2 separate regions of the Homo sapiens genome follow, and region 2 is linked to region 1. The links are chromatin contacts, found by Hi-C or POLR2A ChIA-PET in ENCODE. All regions are on one chromosome and are shown on one strand. Each heading gives the region's core, a stretch centred on a gene start or an enhancer-like site at or near the end of the contact. The rest is flanking DNA. Distances are from core to core; before and after follow the strand shown. Region 1 holds the start of DEPDC5 (DEP domain containing 5, GATOR1 subcomplex subunit). Region 2 holds the start of EIF3D (eukaryotic translation initiation factor 3 subunit D).

Region 1 (3,002 bases), core at 147-2,646:
AGAGATGGCAGTGAGACGGGATCATGCCACTGCACTCCAGCCTGGGTGAGGGTGACCTCATCTCAAAACAAAAACAAAAAAACAAACAAACAAAAAAATTGCAATTACTTAACACTTGCATTATTTACCTAACTTCTCCTGAGTCCCAACATAAAGGCATCCATGCTTAAGAACGTTGCTTGTCCTGTCCCAGGGTCCCCTTGGTCCACTGCAGAATCTTTCACTACAGTGTAACATGTTTTTTCTTTCAACATTTTTAAGTTTTCCAAATCCGTAAGAAATGGGCACTGTTAGTATTAAAGATATAAAGAAATTTAAGACAAGTGCTGTGTCGTTTAGATTTAGCAGTCAGTGTGATTAGAAGCAGCAGAGGAGAGGCGTGACCCAAGACACCGATTCTAGTTATAAGGTCTCTCTGGCTTCAAGAGGGGAAGCAGGGAGTCCCTATCGAGTTGCTGCCGCTCAGGTCAGAAACGGTGGACTGGACTAGGGGGCGGGGGTATCAGTGGCAGCAGGCGGAGCTGGCAATTGTCAGGAGTCCTTGGCCAGAGCCTGACCCAGCCCACCCAGCTCTCTGGTTTTCTGCTTGGAGAGAAAGATATCCTGACAGACGCGAGTTTAGGCAGTGCCCTGGGTATGACCAAAGGATGTTGGTTAAAGGCCCCGTTCTGGGAACGGGTCAGGATTCGTCCTTGCTTCCTTCTGAAGGGTTTTGTGTCCTCAGGCTGTTTCCTGGTTTGTGAAATAGGATAGTATCTGCCTCCTGCATCCATCAGGTAATAGGGATGCAATGATTACATAAGGACTATGAAGCCACGGCAGCCATTCTTATTAATAACCTGAGGGGCGCAGAACGTCGTTTAGAGTTTGCAAGGGTTTGAAAAGCCCCCCGTAAGTGGACACTTCCCAGCAGAGGCCATCACCCTAACTCTCGCGTGCTCAGCCCCTTGCATTTTACAGAAGTCCTCCCAGAAACTCTCGTTGGCGCCTCTTAGCTGCCCAATGAGGCCACATGAGTCATTAACCTCGTTCATATAACAGAAAACGGAGCTCTGACGGATCTCGTTTCCCCTGTGGGGAGATCACTGAGTCGGAAACGAAGCTCTGTGGCCATGGATCTACTTCGGATAGACTAGGAGGAAATGGATTTCCTCCGTGGGGCGGGAGGCTCTAGTGCTCGAGGGCAGGAAACGCCAGGAGGTGGCCCAAGGAAGAGGCCGCACACGACGCCCCGCCCCCGGCTCGAGCCCCGGATGAGGAAGTGGTGCGGCCACCGAGACGAGACGGAGGCCCGGCGAGAGCGGCGCGGGGGCGCGAGGGCGGGAAGGAGGCGGGGCCCCGGGGCGGAGCCACCGGAGCGGCGCGGGTTCTCAGGTGAGCGCTACACGGTCGGGGCGGGCCTAGTAGGCGCTTCAGGCTTAGGGGCGGAACAGCGCGGGCCGCGCGGGCGTAGGCGGGGTATCTGGAGGAGGCGCAGGGAACCTGGAGAGGGTCCAGCCCTCAGTGCCCCGGCCAGAGGCGGGAAGGGGCTCTAGAGCTTCGGTGAGTGGAGCTGCCCGCCCCGGACTGGGGATTGGGGGGGCTTGAGATAGGGGACCTTGGCCCAGGTTCGAGTTCCAGGCTCCATCCCCATTCCGCTGTGTGACCTTGGACAAGTCTCTCTCCCTCTCTGAGCCTCAACGGCCTCAGCTGTGAAACGGAGTCAGGGAAGGTCTGCTGAGAGTTCGCACAGACCGAGGTTTGGGGAAGGAACTTCTGCCTTCCTCCTCTTTGTGGTTGCCTTGCTCAGGACATTGGCAGCAAAACGAGAATGGTGGGAGTGTCTCTTAAGTCTCGAGTGACCTTGAGCAAGTCCCTTGCCCGGAGTCACACTTTCATCATCTACAAAATGAGTGGGCTAACCTCTTTTAAGATCTCTTTACTATTTGGGTGTTATTGGTGTAGATGGAGACAAGGTGATGAGCACCCATTCAGCGCAATGCTTCCCCTATGGGGGTGTGATAGAATATCTTCTCCTAGGTTTGACTAGCCCCTGGCCCGAATTCCCCTTAGTTCCTGGATTCTGTGGTTCTATTTGTTCTCCATCGCTCCTTGTAACTGGAGGAGTGACTTCTTCCGAGAGTCACTTGGCACCACTTCACAGCAGAGGAACACCAGTATCTTCACTGGCCTAAAATCAAAGAGTGGTTGCAAGGAAAAATCTGACATTCCAACCTTTTCGTTTGTATTTCTGTGGCAGGGAGGCAAGATGACTTCTCTGCCCCAAGCTTGGAACAGCTAAAGGGAAAAACAGTGCAAGATGAGAACAACAAAGGTCTACAAACTCGTCATCCACAAGAAGGGCTTTGGGGGCAGTGGTCAGTATCGATTGGTCTTTAGAGGTTTTGTAAGTTGGCTGAGGTTCTGGTGTGTGCAATACCTAGAAATTACACACTGACTCGTGTGACAATTGAGGCTAAACAGGCGACTAAACAGACTAAAGCAGCAACTGTCATACAGTAACAATAGGAGGATGGCAGGACCCTTCTAATGCATTTGCATTCAGACTTTTAAGGAACATTGTGAATGCTGCCGGTTTACTACCCTTCATTTGTTGAATTGCATTATTAATTACAAATCTTCCGTGTATGTTCCATAAAATTCCAGCCTGCACTGGTTTGGCAGATAAGAGAAACTAAAATCGTTTATCAGTTTTTACATTGAGTGAGAGAGAAGTGGCATAGATGTGCATAGAGCAGGTATGATCAAAGCATGAACCTTTGCCTGGCTTGTAGGCATGGGAAGAAGGAGCAGGATACAGCATGTTATTCTGCACTGAGCTATAGTCTGAGTATCTACTCTGCTTCTAATTTTCCTGGTGACCTTGGGCAAGCTCCTAGTGTACCTTATCTGAAAGTTGAAGGGCTTTAGAATAGTTTCTCTTAACATCTATTTTTTTTCCTTTCTTTTCTTTTCTTTTTTTTTTTGGGACACGGTCCCCCATGTTGCCCAGGCTAGTCTGG
Region 2 (3,002 bases), core at 152-2,651, 4.8 Mb after region 1:
CCATTACACTCCAGCCTGGGCAACAGAGCAAGACTCCGTCTCAAAAAAACAAAAATCAAATGTTTCTTGGAGGCTGGAGAGCAATCAAAAGAACAGGTATGCTGAACTTAGTAAACTCTCCTCAAAGCCCCATGCTGGGGAGATTGAGGCTTCCTTCAGAGATGACATTTGGGTGACAGCAACACAGGATGAACCTAGAAGTTTCATCTTTCTAATAGAAACTATAGGAAGAGGACAGAAGAAAAAGGGTGGTGGTCTCAGAACAATTTGTATTAAATAAATATTGCTGAGCTCCTACGTGTTAGGCCCTATACCAGATAATTTAACACCATTGACCACCCCCCCACCCCTACTTTAGAGGCAAAAATTTGAAGCTCAGCCTACTCAAGCAGCTGACCTCATCATTTCAAAACAGATTTGATTTCCAGGGTTGCCTGCTGTCAGTCCAGCCTTCTTTCCATTATATTACAGCTGGGCAGCAGCCCGCAAAGATCAGGGGTTTGAGACCGTACATCATAATACCAAGACAACGAGTCTCAAAACACACTTTAAAAAATCGGGTTCTGTCAGAAGCTCAAGAAGGGAAGAGGCCCGAGGCTCGACCTGCATCACCTCCCTGGAAAGCCAGGGATGAGATACCCTGGCTTTAATAAATGTTTTTTTTTTTAAGAGCAGAGCGGAACCAGGAGGAGAAACTGAGCCGCTCAGCAAAAACGAAGTAACAGCTGTACTAGTCACAGGGGCAGGATAGGGAGGTTCCAAGAGGGCACTCAGAAGGGGCTCTGTGGTTGGCAGGCCACTACAGATCATAAGCCGTCCATCGCTGAACAGGGGGTGGGGTAGATTTAAGATCAGAGATCAAATCTACTTCTCTATCCTAGCCTCCAGTTTCACAAAAAAGGAAAGATAACCTATGCACTGTGAATTCCTAAGAACAGGGGCCAAACACCGCTCAGCCTGGTACCCCTAAGACCTCACTCAAAAAGTCAGGGAGTTTTCGGCCACTTCAGAAAGACTTTGTTGTTACCCCTCCGTCTTAACCCAGGTGAGTTAAGTGACAATCAAATTCACCCAGCTCATGGGCACTGAGCAGGGCCGAGGGCCAAGGACCTCACCCACAAGGTCGTGTCCCGCGTTCAGTAGCGTGCGGGACGCGGGGCCCCCGAAAGTGGATTCCTGCCCCGCCCAGCGGAGGGACGGCAACAGCAGGAAGGGACTAAGAGAGGTCTCTTCCGGGAGGCCCCCCGAAGGCTGGACCTAGTCCGAACCGGCTCCGGAGGGCCGCAGGAACCTATGAAACACGCCGCTCACCTGCAATGGCCTCGGCCGGCCGGGATGGCAACAGATGGTGCGTGCCGGGGACCGCGTTAGCAGCAGCACTCTTGAGAAACCAGGAAAAGAGGAAACATGCGCGCGCAGCGGGCGCCGCCGTAAACACGACCGGCGCTGTCGTAAACTGCTCTCCCGCTTCCTCTGGGTTGGGCGGAAGAACTCACGAGCCGTAAAGCGAAGGTCCACCCGGAAATCCGTTACTGCGTTTCGCCAGGCGTCCTCATTAGCCTCCGAGGCGCCGAGACGCGAGAGGTGTGATTGGCACTACGTCAGGCGGTATCCGGGGACGCCCAAAGAGGGCGTTCATCACTGAAACTTGGCGGCCGCGCAATCGAAGCTCGAGGCGGGGAGCGACTGGCGCCCTTCTGTGTCCCACAATGCTTCGCGGCGCGCCTCAGCCCCCATGTATCCCACCGTCACCCGCGACTCCCCGCCTGTTCTACCTGCCTGCTTAATGTGAAACTCAGCGCAGGGGAGGTCCGTCGGTGTCTTAGGCGGTCCTTATTGTTACTCCTCCGCCTTTATAGTTGTGGAAACTGAGGCTCAGAAGTGCCAAGTGACCTGCCTAGATCAGACTGTTAGTTTAGGGTTCTAACCGCCAGAGTTCAAACCATACTTCCGCAGTTCTCAAACTTAATTGTAGGACAGGGATTTCTGGAACAGTGTTTTTATTTATTTTTATTTATTTTTTGAGACAGGGTTTCGCTCTGTCGCCCAGGCTGAAATGTAGTGGCAGGATCACGGCTTATTGCACCCTCGACTTCTCAGGTACAAGCGATCCTCCCAGTTCAGCCTCCCGAGTCGTTGGTGTACACAGGCACGCACAACCACGCCTGCCTAATTTTTGTATTTTTGGTAGAGATGGGGTTTTGCTATGTTGCTCAGGCTGGTCTCAAACTCCTGAGCTCAACAGTCCACCCACTGGGGCTAGGGTTACAGGCATGAGTCACCGTACCCGGCCAGCTAATGATTTTTAAAAATTTTGTAGAGACAGCGTCTCACTATGTTGCCCGGGCTGGTCTTTAACTCCTGGTCTAAAGTGGTCCTCTCGCCTCAGCGTGCGGAGCAGCTGAGGCTACAGGTGCATGCCACCATGCCTGGCTAATTTTTTTTTTTAGACGGAGTCTTGCTCTGTCTTCCAGGCTGGAGTGGAGTGCAGTGGCGCTATCTCAGTTCACTGCAACCTCCGCATCCCAGGTTCAGGTGATTCTCCTGCTTCAGTCTCCCGAGTAGCTGGGATTGCAGGCGTGTACCAACATGCCCGGCTAATTTTCCTTTTAGTAGAGACGGGGTTTCACCTTGCTGACCAGGCTGGTCTCGAACTCCTGACCTCAGGTGATCTACCCACCTCGGCCTCCCAAAGTGCTAGGATTACAGGCGTGAGCCACTGCGTCCGGCTGCCTGGCTAATTAAAAAAAAAAAAAAAAACTTCTGTGGAGACGAAGTCTCATCATGTTGCCAAGGCTAGTCTCAAACTCCTGGGCTCAAGCAGTCCTCCTGTCTCGGTCTCCCAAAGTGCTGGGATTACGGGCGTGAGCCACCACACCTGACCAGGATAGTATTTTTAAAAATTCAGATTCTGGGTCTCATTTTGATAGATTATACGGATATGTTTATGCTGGAGCCCAAGAGCTCCGCATTAGCTGTGATTCTGAAGTGACGACTCAGGA

Evidence for each region. A loop is a pair of places that touch in the nucleus more often than their neighbours do. ChIA-PET counts read pairs that join two places held with the same protein, here RNA polymerase II (POLR2A). Pooled maps may share reads with other maps.
Region 2: a map of CD4-positive, alpha-beta T cell shows a loop between it and region 1 (9-fold over the local background). The contact joins the promoter of EIF3D here to the promoter of DEPDC5 in region 1. A Hi-C loop is called at or near these places in 2 of 168 maps with a recorded cell type or tissue (CD4-positive, alpha-beta T cell and naive thymus-derived CD4-positive, alpha-beta T cell) and 9 of 50 pooled maps. POLR2A ChIA-PET finds 5 or more read pairs at or near these places in 1 of 52 experiments (GM12878).

The regions. Positions count from the first base shown.
Region 1 is chr22:31,752,623-31,755,624 of GRCh38, forward strand. It overlaps DEPDC5 (DEP domain containing 5, GATOR1 subcomplex subunit), which reads left to right and starts at 1,397. Exons shown (of 43, transcript NM_001242896.3): 1 at 1,397-1,542; 2 at 2,240-2,357. The coding sequence starts at 2,300. RefSeq lists a silencer at 1,162-1,471.
Region 2 is chr22:36,527,765-36,530,766 of GRCh38, forward strand. EIF3D (eukaryotic translation initiation factor 3 subunit D) reads right to left here and starts at 1,402. Exons shown (of 15, transcript NM_003753.4): 1 at 1,312-1,402. RefSeq lists enhancers at 913-962, 1,273-1,672.